3 separate regions of the Homo sapiens genome follow, and regions 2 and 3 are each linked to region 1. The links are chromatin contacts, found by Hi-C or POLR2A ChIA-PET in ENCODE. All regions are on one chromosome and are shown on one strand. The core of a region is the stretch at or near the end of the contact, and the rest is flanking DNA. Distances in the headings are between cores, read along the strand shown. Region 1 overlaps UBR4 (ubiquitin protein ligase E3 component n-recognin 4). Region 2 holds the start of ALDH4A1 (aldehyde dehydrogenase 4 family member A1). Region 3 overlaps IFFO2 (intermediate filament family orphan 2).

Region 1 (3,619 bases), core at 571-3,070:
ATCTACGAAGCTGCCGACAAAGCCCTGAAAACCTTCCAGGAGGAGTTCATGCCAGTGGAGACCTTCTCAGAGTTCCTCGATGTGGCCGGTTAGTGTCAAGGTTTTCTCTTTTAAAGATCCTCCGCAGCAAAGCCCCATGTCTTCCTCCGTGGGTCATCCGTAGCTTTATCTTCACGACCAGAGGAAACGCAGTATGAACCAGCCTGTCAGCTGCCACTGAAAGCCCTGGGAAAGATGCGTAAATAGCAAGTCACCGATAACGAGAACAGCAGCTCTAACATGTACTGAGCACCCCCTCTTTCCCCGACATGGGCTGTTCACTGTATGTGATCTCAGCCCTCGAGGCAGCCCTATATGAGGCAGGAGCTTTGGTTATCCCCATTTTATAGATGGGGTAAATGAGGCTCTGAAGATCAAATAAGTGGCCAAGGGAACATAGCTAGAAAGTGATAGCATCCCTGTTTGAGTCTGTTTTTTAATGGCAGTTCAGAGAATTAACATGCAAATTGGAATGCCCCTGTCTTCCTCCTGCGTCTTAGGTCACAGTTGACCCCAGGGAGGCATGGGCGACCCAGCAGGGCCGCTCTGAACTGTGGGTGTGGGAGACGTGGTCAGACAATTCCTTATCCTACTGCTAGTAAAATTGAAATTCTTTGTGTAACAAATTTGTCATTCTAATTGCAAACAAACACATTAGAATTGGTTTGTATTTCATAACCAAGCACCAAGTGACAGCAGGGGGAGGTGACTTGGCCCGTGCCTGGGAAATCCACCTAGGGTTAAAAGACAGTGCCCTGTGAGGTTGTGGGCGCCGCGGCATTACAGCCCCCATCAGAGCACCCGCCCTACAAAGGTCAGCTCCCCAGAGCCAACGCACAGGTAACCAAACCTGCCAGCTCTTTTTTATGATCTTGTTTCATTTTTTTATGGCATTCGTTGTGGGAATTTTGTAAAGTATAAAGAAGCAGGAAAACAAACTCCCCCCAGATCCCACTGTTAGGAGAACGCCTCTGCTAACATTTTCTCTATCTTGTTATCCTCTGGGAATGAGACCCACTAAAGGGCTAGAGTGTTGCTCAGTGTGAATTCCTCTTTCTTCCCAGCTCAGAGCCAGCTGACCGATTTTCCCAAACAGCTCTGTGCCTCCGCATTGGCTGCCCCTTGCAGTGTCCTCAGCGGAAGCTCTGTGCTGGGATGGTCTTCGTCGACCTGGTGCCTGCCTCCGCGTCTGGGCGGGCCTGTGCTAACACTGCTCACCTCTGTGTGTTTGTTAACTCCACCACCTCTTTACGGCTCCCACTGGCTCTGTTTCAGCCTAGATGTTTCACCAGCATCATACCTTAGCACATGCCTCGCGTTCTTCCCAGAAAGTCAGCCCTGGGACCAGGTGGGCTGGTAAAGTCCTCAGTGCTGGGCCCTGTGCCTGTTGCATGAGCCTGTGTCACTGTGACTGTGGAAGTTGGAGCTAGTGAGAGGAGGAGGAGGTGGGCAGAGGAAGGAGGGTCCCTTGGGCTCGAGCTCCACATCAGCCCTGAGCTGCTGGCAAGCACCCCTGGCCTGCAGCCAGGGAGAGCCAGAGCCTTTGCCAGGCAGCGAGCCTCCGTGCCTTCCACTCCTAGGTCAGGTTTTGACAGCACCACTTTATTACTTTGTTTAAGCTGTTAGAAAATTTCAGAACATCAGACACACCCTATTCAAATGTGAGAACAAAAACACCTTCCAGCAGTGCCTGCTTCTGGAACAGGACTCCTCCTGCGGAACAGGGTTTTGCTCAATGACTACCTCCCCGGTCATGCTGCTGTCCAGTGAGCAGCCGGGCCAGAGCTTGTCGGACCGCAGTGTGTTCTCTGCTAGATGCGGCAGCTGTGACTCAGGGGGAATGGGGGCTGTATGCCTGCTCCTGACACACCTCTGCCCGTTGTGCTTTGCAGGTCTTTTATCAGAAATCACCGATCCAGAGAGCTTCCTGAAGGACCTGTTGAACTCAGTCCCCTGACCACCACACAGCAGCTGCGGCGGCGAAGACGAAGCTGGCTTGCCTTCCACCCTCTGTTCTCCCTCCTTGTGCATTAAGTTCCCTCCGCGGGATGCTGCATTGTTACCCCGCCCTCCCCTCTCTCATTTTTCTTGGTGTGGCTTGGGGTTTTTAGGCTTCCTGTTTTATCTCGTGTGTGTGGTGCACCAGCTATGAGGTTGTCTGTAACCCAAGCCATCAAAGGGCCTGTACATACCTAGGAGCCATGAGTTGTCCCGGCCAGCTTCATACTTGAGTGTGCACATCTTGAGAAATAAACAAGTGACTTAACACACATTGAAAAGGAAGGTGTTGCCTGCTGCTTCAACTCGTCCTCAGTGGCGCAGGCCAAATGGTTTCCCTTGAATGCACAGCCATTTCCGGCGTCAGCCCGGGAAGACTCATGTCAGACCCGCTGTCTCCAGGCCTGTTGTCAGCGCTAAGTGCAACCTGTCTATTCTTGGCCAGCAAGTTGGGGCACCACATTGGATGGCTCTGATTTTTCCCAAAACAAAGCCCATGCCTTGCTCTTAATTTTTTGGCCTTAAGAGCTGGAACCCAAAGACACGTGGAGCCCAGAGCTTTCCTAGCCCTCGGCTGAAGGAAGGCTCGCGGAGTAGGGCACAGTCTTGTTGGACCACAGAGGCCTGGGGAGCATTTGACATTCTCATGCTGCTGTGAATCGGGAATCCCTTGGTGACTTCTCTCCAGGGTTGTCATGTTAAGAGAGGGCCTGGGGCAGACTTAGGATCAGGATAAAGAGAGTGGCTGCTATTGACATTGCCAAGCACCCAGTGTATCTTATTTCTAATCTCTTTGCCCATGAGCCAGAGCCGCTTGCCCAAGGGCTCCCAGCCAGGGGCTGTGGAGTTGTCAGGTTTGTGCCTCCGAAGCTGTGTCCTGACCACTGTGGCTGCCGCTCCTGGAGGCCTCAGACCTGCTCCCCTACACACGTGGGCAGCAGGACTCCCGAGGGCCTCTCCCCAGACTTCGGGAGAAGGCTCACCTCGTGGGAGGGAGGGCTCGCTCATGCCCATCTCCTTTCGTTCTTTGCGGGCCACTCGGCCAACTGACGTCGGCCTCTCCTGTCTGGATGTCCAGTTTCTGTGGCTCACTCCTCAAGCCAGATCATCTGGGACTGAGGGTGGCCTCTGGGCTCCTGTAGACTTCCACAGCCAGGATTTCACATCCCTCCCCAGAGCCTCGGACCGAACAGCCACAAGCAGCCATGAGTGTCGTGCCTGGACTAAGCTGGAGAGACAAAGGCGTTTGTGGCAAGGGCCCAGCTGGAAGCCCTGGCAGGCCAGAGCATGCATGTGCTGGCTTGCACGAGCATACTTTGGTGTTTGTGTTGGGGACACCGGGCTTCTGAGGGACTGGCGTGGCTCCAGGGTGGGGAGCAGCCTGGTTGAAGCGCGGCCAGGCACTCACTCTGTTGTTCAGATCCCAGCTCCACTGCCTGCTGTGTCCACAGTCTCCTCACCTGTCAAATGGGAATATCTATGTGGCGGGAGGGTGCTGAGGTTTCCACGAGCTAATCTGCCTGCTGTGTAGTAACTAGTAGCTTTTCTTACTGTTAGTGAACTTGTTTTAGTCTGAAGGAAG
Region 2 (3,619 bases), core at 602-3,101, 170 kb after region 1:
TATACTCATGGAAAGACTACTGATCCTACCGGAAACCAACCTGTTTACTGTACTGTTGTAAATATCATGCCCTTTATATCCTGTATATTGGCTTCTTTTAAATAAAGTGAAATGTCTTAGAACTGATGGTGCTTTTTTTTGTTTTTGTTTTTAAACAGAAGATGAATCTGGTGTTGGGGGAGGGGTAGGAGGACGGAAGGCCACAGAAACCCTCAAACTCATTAGTTAATTAGCCATAAAATAGGGGATTTCATATCACCTGTTACATTTGTAGCTCACAATAAAAGCTTTGGAAGATGACAAAGCAGGAATCATTACACACATTTTACTGAAGGGGAAGAGAGGACATGAGACATCACAGGCTCAGTAACTGGCTTGGCCTGGTTTGGAACTGATGTCCTTTTAACCACAAAGCCCCCATTTTTCCAGGCTCTCCAACGTGCCCACAGGAGGTCACCTTCCCAGGCTCTGGATTTGACAGTAACCAATGTTCTAGTTTTTCTTGTCAATGGGCATGTTCAGGGCAACATTGCCCAAATGTGAACTGAGCCCACCTGTCTAGGGTTTTCTCCAAAGGTGAAGACAAATAGCCGCCACCAATTCCAATTTGCTTTTTGCCATTCCTAATACTTGGCATTTAGGTAATCTCCCTCTCCTACTCTTCATTTAAATGTTTACATTCTCCCAAAGTACCTCAAATGGTGTAATCTGGAGAAAAATAAGTGGCTTAAGATCACGGGGGCTTTGTGAGTTGGGTACTATTACTTCCGTTTTACAGATGAGGAAACTGAGGCCCGGAAAGGATATGTAGTCTGCCTAGTGCCCTGCTTGAGGAACCAAAATCAGCATGGGAACTGACTCCTAAGCAGGTGCGCGGTTCATGCTGCTGGAAGAAATATAAACAAATTAGAACAGAGAGTAAGGAAACGTAACATTACTTTAGGAATAGATTGGGTCCCTGAGACCTCGTCATCAGAGAAGACTTCAGAATCCAAGTTTTAAATAGCATTCTAGTGTTTACCAAGCACACAACATTTTGCAAAGAAAGCTGAAATTTTTACTTGGGGGTAAAAGGCTCAGGAACAACTGGTTTTGCGGCCAAAGGCTTTAAATGAAAAGCTAAGCGTTGGCCAGCTCAGGTTTTATCTTGCATTGATCGTAATCTGCAAGGAAGCTAAGAAGCTGGCCGGCCCCGCGCCTGGAGGGTAGGTGGAGAGCGGCTGGGTCCTGGCCAAGAAGCTGGAAGGCAGGCTCATTCCAGGGGCCGCAGCCCCCGGGAAGAAGCAGGGGGCTGGCCGCGCTGTGGCCCTGCGGGGTCGAGGAGTCTGGTAGCGGACAGGTTTCCAGCCTTGTACAAGCCACCGGCAGCCCGAGAGAAGTCAGTCGGACTCCCATCGAACCCGGGGCGCACGCCAGAGGGCCGGACGCAGCGAGTCCTTCTGCCCCGCTTCAGCACGTGTCCCATTTCGGTTATCTCATTGGCTCTATTCAGCCCCTCTCTGCTCCGCTTTGGAAGGCTGCCGCAGGACCGCCCCGCTGATTGGTTCAGAAGCTTTGGTGTGTCACTCTGACTGGTCGACAGAGTTCACGCCCTCTCTCCCGGGTCATACCATAAAGAGAGGAGGGGAAAACGCATGCATTTCAGGACTTCGCTTTCGGGTTCCCTTGTCCTGTGTTGTGTAATGCCCCCGTTATGGCACTAGAAATATTTTTTATTAGCCGAAGCTAAATATAGTGGGACTTTGGCTGATCCCGAGCTCGGAGGACAGCCGGGGTGATCCGTTTCCCCCCGAGGATCGAGGTGGTGCGCTCTGGACGGGGTTGTGCATTCTCGCCGCGCCCGGGCGGACGATCCAGCGAACAGCCCCGCTTCTAACCCGAGATGCTGCTGCCGGCGCCCGCGCTCCGCCGCGCCCTGCTGTCCCGCCCCTGGACCGGGGCCGGGTGAGTGAGCACGGGGCCCGGGGCGGCCCGAGCGCGCGCCTGGGGCCCGGGAGCCTGAGAGTCACTGGGCGTCCCCCGCGCCGCACTCCCTCCCTGCCGGACCCCCAAGCTGCCTCGGTCAACGCCGGGTTCCTCAGGGGCTCCCCTCCGACCCCCACCCAGGCCTTTCTCCCACTGAGATCCCTTAGCCTCCTCCCTCAGGTAGTCACCTTCCTTTAGCGAGGGGACCCCTCTTCCCGAATCCTGCGACCGAGTAGGGTGCCTCGGTGGCCCTGCCGGTTCCCACGCTCGGAAAGTAGCCTCTGTAGTCACTCACCTCACTCCTAATACTGGATCTTCGCAATTTGCTGGCTTCCCCTGAGGGGCCCTTCTATTTTTAGCACACCACACATCTCACTTCCCCACCCTCGTCTCACGTTCAGTGTCCCCATCCCGCCCCGGATTCCCCGAGTCCTCTCCTTCTACCAGGATTTCTACCTCTCTCTTTTCCGCTCCCCACACACCCCGCCGCCCGTTTTTTTTTTTTTTTTTCAAGTTAAATGTTGGACAGAAAAAAGGATTCCTTTCTTCTTGTAGGTGGAATAATCATATTTATAGAGTGCTTATAATGAACCAAATGCTGGCCGGGCAATTGGCAGGTGTCTTATGAGGATTAAATGAGTTAATACATGGGGAGTGCACTGAACAGTGCCCAGCACAAAGGCAGCGCCCGGTTATTATTATTGCCACGATCATCATCATTATCACCTCTATTTAAACTTCTCACTCCTGTGAGGCAGGTCATTATTCCAAATAATGAAGAAACCCAGGAGCAGTTCAGGGGTGGACCTGCCCTTCAAATCCCGATTTGCAAACCTGACATTGTGGAGCCAGGTGCCTGGACCCTTGCCCACTCAATGACAAATATTCTCAGAGCCCCTCCAGCTCGGAGCTAGGTTTGGAGAGGTAGGTGGGACACAGACCCTGCCCCAGAGGGGTTCCTAGTCTGGTGGGGCTGCCCACCTGTGGATCAGCCCCCCCTCCCATTTGAGGTTTGTTTGCTTGACCCCTGGGGCTGTTAGTGGCAGTGTCTTTCCTGATGAGCTGTGCCCTTTCTGAGTTAATCAGTGGCCCTCTCCCTTCCCCCAAGGGATGGCATGGTGGTGCTCTGAGCACAAGTGAGTTGCAACACTGCTGTGTGTCCTCTGTGGGTGAAGAGGGGATAGGAAAGGGCGCAGGAAGAGGACATGGGACAGAGGGGTTCCTCTTCTAGGCTGAGACTGGGGCCACACTTGCCATACTCCCTGTGTGATCCCGTTTGCAGGCCTTCCCTGCACTCTGAGACTCAGGAAGATGGAGCTTATAGAGTCCTGTGTTTACTGAGTGCCTACTGTGAGCTGGTGCTCTGCCAAACACCCTAGAGATGAGGGGTACCCAGGGAATTTACATGGGGTGGGGCCTTTGAGGAGTTTTCGGCTTAATAGGGGAGAAATGCATAGGAAAACCCTCCAATATCTAGTAGAAAGCAATCCATATTCTAAAAGATAAGCCCATGATAACAATAATGATTATCAAGCAATCAAGCACCATGGGCCTAACACCGAGCCGGTAAGTACTGTCTCATTCCTGTATTATCATGGGAAACGATCTGCCATCAGAGATATATGACTGAAATTACATTTGGTCTAAATCCAGA
Region 3 (3,619 bases), core at 531-3,030, 150 kb after region 1:
GCAGCTCTGTGTGTCTGTGTGGGTGGCAGTGTTCTGGGGGCACACTTGATTAGTGGCTTCTCAAACCTGGCCCCCATCCTCAGTGTACAGCCTGTGCTCCGTCCTGCTCAGGCCATTACTGCCCGCCTGTAATGGAATCGGCTGCCCTGGTTAAGTGTTCACATTAAATTAATACCTCCTCCGTGGAGACAATCAGTTGGCATTTAATTTGTCTTTCCTTCCGAGAGCTGGAGAGTACAGCTGGGCAGCCGGGCTCTGATGGGCACGTCTGCGAGACAGCCTTTCCTTGGGATCAGGGGCTCCATGGAGATGGGAGCCGGGAGGCCACAAGAGGTGGTGCCAGGTGTCCCCAGGGGGTGGGGCTTGGGGCAGGCAGGAGGGGGCCTCTTTCATGCGCAGGGGCTAGAGCTTATTGGCTGTCCATTTTCGGGGGAGAAGACGGGCTTGCAGCGTGCCATGTGGGAGAGAAAGTCAGGAGGCAAGGCATCCACACGTGCATCAGTGCTGAGCTGCCCAGGAGGTGAGCCCTGTGTTAGCAGTGGTGGCGGGATTTCCACATTGTATTCCCAGCCCTGCCCCACTCCCACTCCCTTATCGGATTTTCTTTCTGCCTTAAATATGAATTGTCTGTGGTATTCGAGGGGGATGGTGTGCAAGGAGGAAGTTGACTCGGTTGTGGTTTTCAGGTTCTCTAGAAGGGCTCAGAAGAAGCAAGTGGAGGCTGTTGGGGGCACGCAGCCCTGACCCCACCGGGGAGCCTGCTCTGGTCTTCCCAATCCATCAGCTTCTGCAAAACTGCATTTGCAGAAAGGGCTCCCCTGGTCTACCACTGTGCCTGCAGCCTCTTCTTCCAGCTCAGATATTATTTTAGAGAAGAACAGCTGATTGGGGCCCCCAGGCTTGGCCCTGGCTCTGCTGTGAGGATGCCTCTGTGCATCTGCAGGTGGGCAAACACAGGAGCTAGGGCAGCGCAGAGCTGAGGGGCATTGGCTGGGCCAAATCTGTGGTTTGAGCAGCCGGGCTCCAGCACAGCTCCCTGGCCACCTGCATCCAGCCCTGCTGCAGTGGGGTGAGCTCCCCGAGGCCAGGGTGGAGCTGAGAAGGTGCCAGCCCTCCACCCGCCGGGAAGGAAGCTGCTCTCTGCCCCCACCTGCCCTCTGCCAGAGGCCAGGCCCACGCTTGGCCCAGAATGAAGTCTTCCACTGAGGGCTCCAGCCCAGCCTCACCTGAGCTCATTTCCCTTCACCTGAGTGAGTCGGCCTAGGCGTGCCGGCCGCTCGCCTTCCCGCAAGGTGTGGGCCATTTCCACACCTCCCTCCCAACTCTGGAGGTGGGAGGCAGCCATGCGCTGTGCCGTTGACGTGGAGCTGCTGAACACCCATGGTCTGCTGGATGCCAGGGTGCTTTTACCCACACCATCCCCTTCCTGTAGTTCTCACAGCCACCTTCGAAAGGGGGTGGCTGGTTTCCCAACTCACAGAGGGGACAACTGAGGCCCAGAGAGGGTAACTGACTTGCTCAAGATCACGCAACTGGGAAGTGATGGGGCAGGATTTGAACCCGTCTCTTGCTGCCCTGGTGTCTTGGGATGCTCACTCCAGGAGCCCCAGGTTCGTCCCTGGAGGGCTTCATTGTTTTGCTGGGCCTGCACCTACTTTCCTCCTGAGCGGGAGCCTCGAGCCTCTTTTTCTGACTGCACAGGAAGTGAAAAATCTGTGAGTCAGCCCCTCTGCTGGTGACTTCAGCTTGGGTTTCCGCCCCTCTGTAGGGCAGGCTTGTCGGTCCCTTTCCTGCGGGTCTGTGTGTCATCTTGAGCTGACGGGAGAGGGGGAGGCACTGGCCCTGAGTGGGGTGGGGGTGGGGACTGGCATAGAATCTGCCCACCCCTTTTCCCCAGAGGCCAGCAGAGACTTCTCGTCCCTCACGTGGTTCCAGTGGTGGCTCCTCAGGAATGCGGAGAGACCACATCTGGCTGGGGTGGTGCTGCCACCTCTCCCTCCTGGCCACCAGCCTCAGAGAGTGCTTGTTCTGCTAAGATGGTGGCCGAGGCCCCTGATCTCAGCTGCTTTGTGCTTTTGTGGAGTCATTTCCTCTCCCTGCACTCTTTGTTCTGACATCCCTGCCTCCCCTCCCTGGCCCAGGGCTGTGGGAAGTGGGAAAGGGAAGGTTTCTCCTTCTCCTGCCTGCTTCCTGCCCTGGCCATCCCTCCCCCTGGCCTGGCCTGGCCTCTCCCAGGAGAGGCTCTGGAGCCGAATGGATGAAGCTGAGTGCAGGGGCTATGCTGGGAATTTGCCTCCTGTGAGCCCCTGGGCTGGGATGTTCAGTCTAAGGATGCTCTGGGGGAAAGGAGTTCTGTCTGGAGGCGAGGGCCATCAGGGCACTGAGGAGTAAGTGCAGCTTTGGATCCATCCATCCATCCATCCATCCATCCATCCATCTATCCATCCAACCAATCCATCCATCCATCCATCCATCCATCCATCCATCCATCCATCCAACCAATCCATCCATCCATCCATCCATCCATCCATCCATCCATCCATCCATCCAACCAATCCATCCATCCATCCATCCATCCATCCATCCATCCATCCAACCAATCCATCCATCCATCCATCCAACCATCCATCCATCCATCCATCCATCCAACCAATCCATCCAATCCATCCATCCATCCATCCATCCATCCATCCATCCAACCAATCCATCCATCCATCCATCCATCCATCCATCCATCCATCCATCCAACCAATCCATCCATCCATCCAACCAATCCATCCATCCATCCATCCATCCAACCAATCCATTCGATAAATGTCTGACTCCTTAGCAAGTGCCCAGCCAGTTTGAGGTGCAGGGAATACAGTAGCAAGCACAGGAATGATCATCATAACCAGCTCTCTGGGCCTGCAGAAGGACTGGACCCCCGACCTGAGACCCGGCTCCTGTGCCTGTTTTCCCACCTAGACCAGGGAACTTGCCTCTTGCTTCCTCTTTGCCCCATCTCTGTGCCTGAGACCTCCCGAGATGAGTGCCAGCCCCCGGTGGCGGTGGGGAAGGTGGAAGTGGCGGTGACCACACAATGGAGCCATCACTGGCCCTGGCGTCACGGGACTGGCTCCTTTGGGCAAGAGCTGTGTGCCGTGGGATCCCACAACCATGCCACTGGGGAAGAGGAGATCCTGGGGCCTCCACTGCTTTAAGCTGTGGGGCAAACAATGGAAGTGGATGTGAGGCTTGGGGAAGAGATGACATTTGAGACAAGCCTGGGAGAATGGCTAGGGTTTCAGGAGGCTGAGGAGGAGAGAGGAAGAGGGGAAATGAGTTACCTGACCTCTGAGCCTCATCTGCAACATGGGGATGATCCCCAGGGGAGGGCTCAGCGGGATTTTATAGAGGGAAGTATGAGTGCCTAATGTGGTGGATACCACCGAGAAGGTAATCAATAAATGTCCCTTCTCTCATCCAGCGCTAGAAAAGAGAAGGATTTGGAAGTTTTATGAGCTGTTGGGTCAGGGTGGGCAGGGGCGGCTCTCAGTGATTCAGGCCGTGTCAGCCGTGGCTGGAGTTGTCCATAGGCCCTGGGTCTTCATTTTCCCACTTGTAAAGTGGGGACAGG

Evidence for each region. Hi-C counts contacts between places; a loop is a spot of excess contacts on that map. ChIA-PET counts read pairs that join two places held with the same protein, here RNA polymerase II (POLR2A). Pooled maps may share reads with other maps.
Region 2: a loop to region 1 is called in a map of CD8-positive, alpha-beta T cell, with 8 times the contacts of the local background. The contact joins the promoter of ALDH4A1 here to the enhancer-like site in region 1. A Hi-C loop is called at or near these places in 46 of 168 maps with a recorded cell type or tissue (CD14-positive monocyte, CD4-positive, alpha-beta T cell, CD4-positive, alpha-beta memory T cell and 32 more), 23 of 37 single-sample maps with no recorded cell type and 30 of 50 pooled maps. POLR2A ChIA-PET finds 5 or more read pairs at or near these places in 14 of 52 experiments (CD4-positive, alpha-beta T cell, CD4-positive, alpha-beta memory T cell, CD8-positive, alpha-beta memory T cell and 11 more).
Region 3: a loop to region 1 is called in a map of CD8-positive, alpha-beta T cell, with 12 times the contacts of the local background. The contact joins two enhancer-like sites. A Hi-C loop is called at or near these places in 18 of 168 maps with a recorded cell type or tissue (CD4-positive, alpha-beta T cell, CD4-positive, alpha-beta memory T cell, CD8-positive, alpha-beta T cell and 14 more), 6 of 37 single-sample maps with no recorded cell type and 15 of 50 pooled maps. POLR2A ChIA-PET finds 5 or more read pairs at or near these places in 14 of 52 experiments (CD4-positive, alpha-beta T cell, CD4-positive, alpha-beta memory T cell, CD8-positive, alpha-beta T cell and 10 more).

Annotation. Positions count from the first base shown.
Region 1 is chr1:19,073,209-19,076,827 of GRCh38, reverse strand. It overlaps UBR4 (ubiquitin protein ligase E3 component n-recognin 4), which reads left to right. Exons shown (of 106, transcript NM_020765.3): 105 at 1-88; 106 at 1,932-2,318. The coding sequence ends at 1,996. Among named protein-coding and RNA genes, the nearest start is that of IFFO2, 120 kb to the right of the region's middle. Within about 2 kb of position 1,820, at least 17 of the 41 ENCODE cell types and tissues checked have a DNase peak (open chromatin) inside an H3K27ac peak, as active enhancers do; they include CD8-positive, alpha-beta T cell, breast epithelium, gastrocnemius medialis and 4 more, where a contact is called at or near this core.
Region 2 is chr1:18,900,787-18,904,405 of GRCh38, reverse strand. ALDH4A1 (aldehyde dehydrogenase 4 family member A1) reads left to right here and starts at 1,851. Exons shown (of 15, transcript NM_003748.4): 1 at 1,851-1,944. The coding sequence starts at 1,883. It overlaps LOC124903866 (a long non-coding RNA gene), which reads right to left and starts at 2,293. Exons shown (of 2, transcript XR_007065519.1): 1 at 2,154-2,293; 2 at 1,035-1,596. IFFO2 (intermediate filament family orphan 2) reads left to right here. Exons shown (of 9, transcript NM_001136265.2): 9 at 1-126. RefSeq lists enhancers at 798-1,615, 1,555-1,784 and a silencer at 1,865-2,084.
Region 3 is chr1:18,924,937-18,928,555 of GRCh38, reverse strand. All of the region lies in intron 1 of IFFO2 (intermediate filament family orphan 2), which reads left to right. Among named protein-coding and RNA genes, the nearest start is that of ALDH4A1, 24 kb to the right of the region's middle. RefSeq lists enhancers at 337-386, 717-806, 1,307-1,426, 1,055-1,681, 1,707-1,926. Within about 2 kb of position 1,780, at least 34 of the 41 ENCODE cell types and tissues checked have a DNase peak (open chromatin) inside an H3K27ac peak, as active enhancers do; they include CD8-positive, alpha-beta T cell, sigmoid colon and thyroid gland, where a contact is called at or near this core.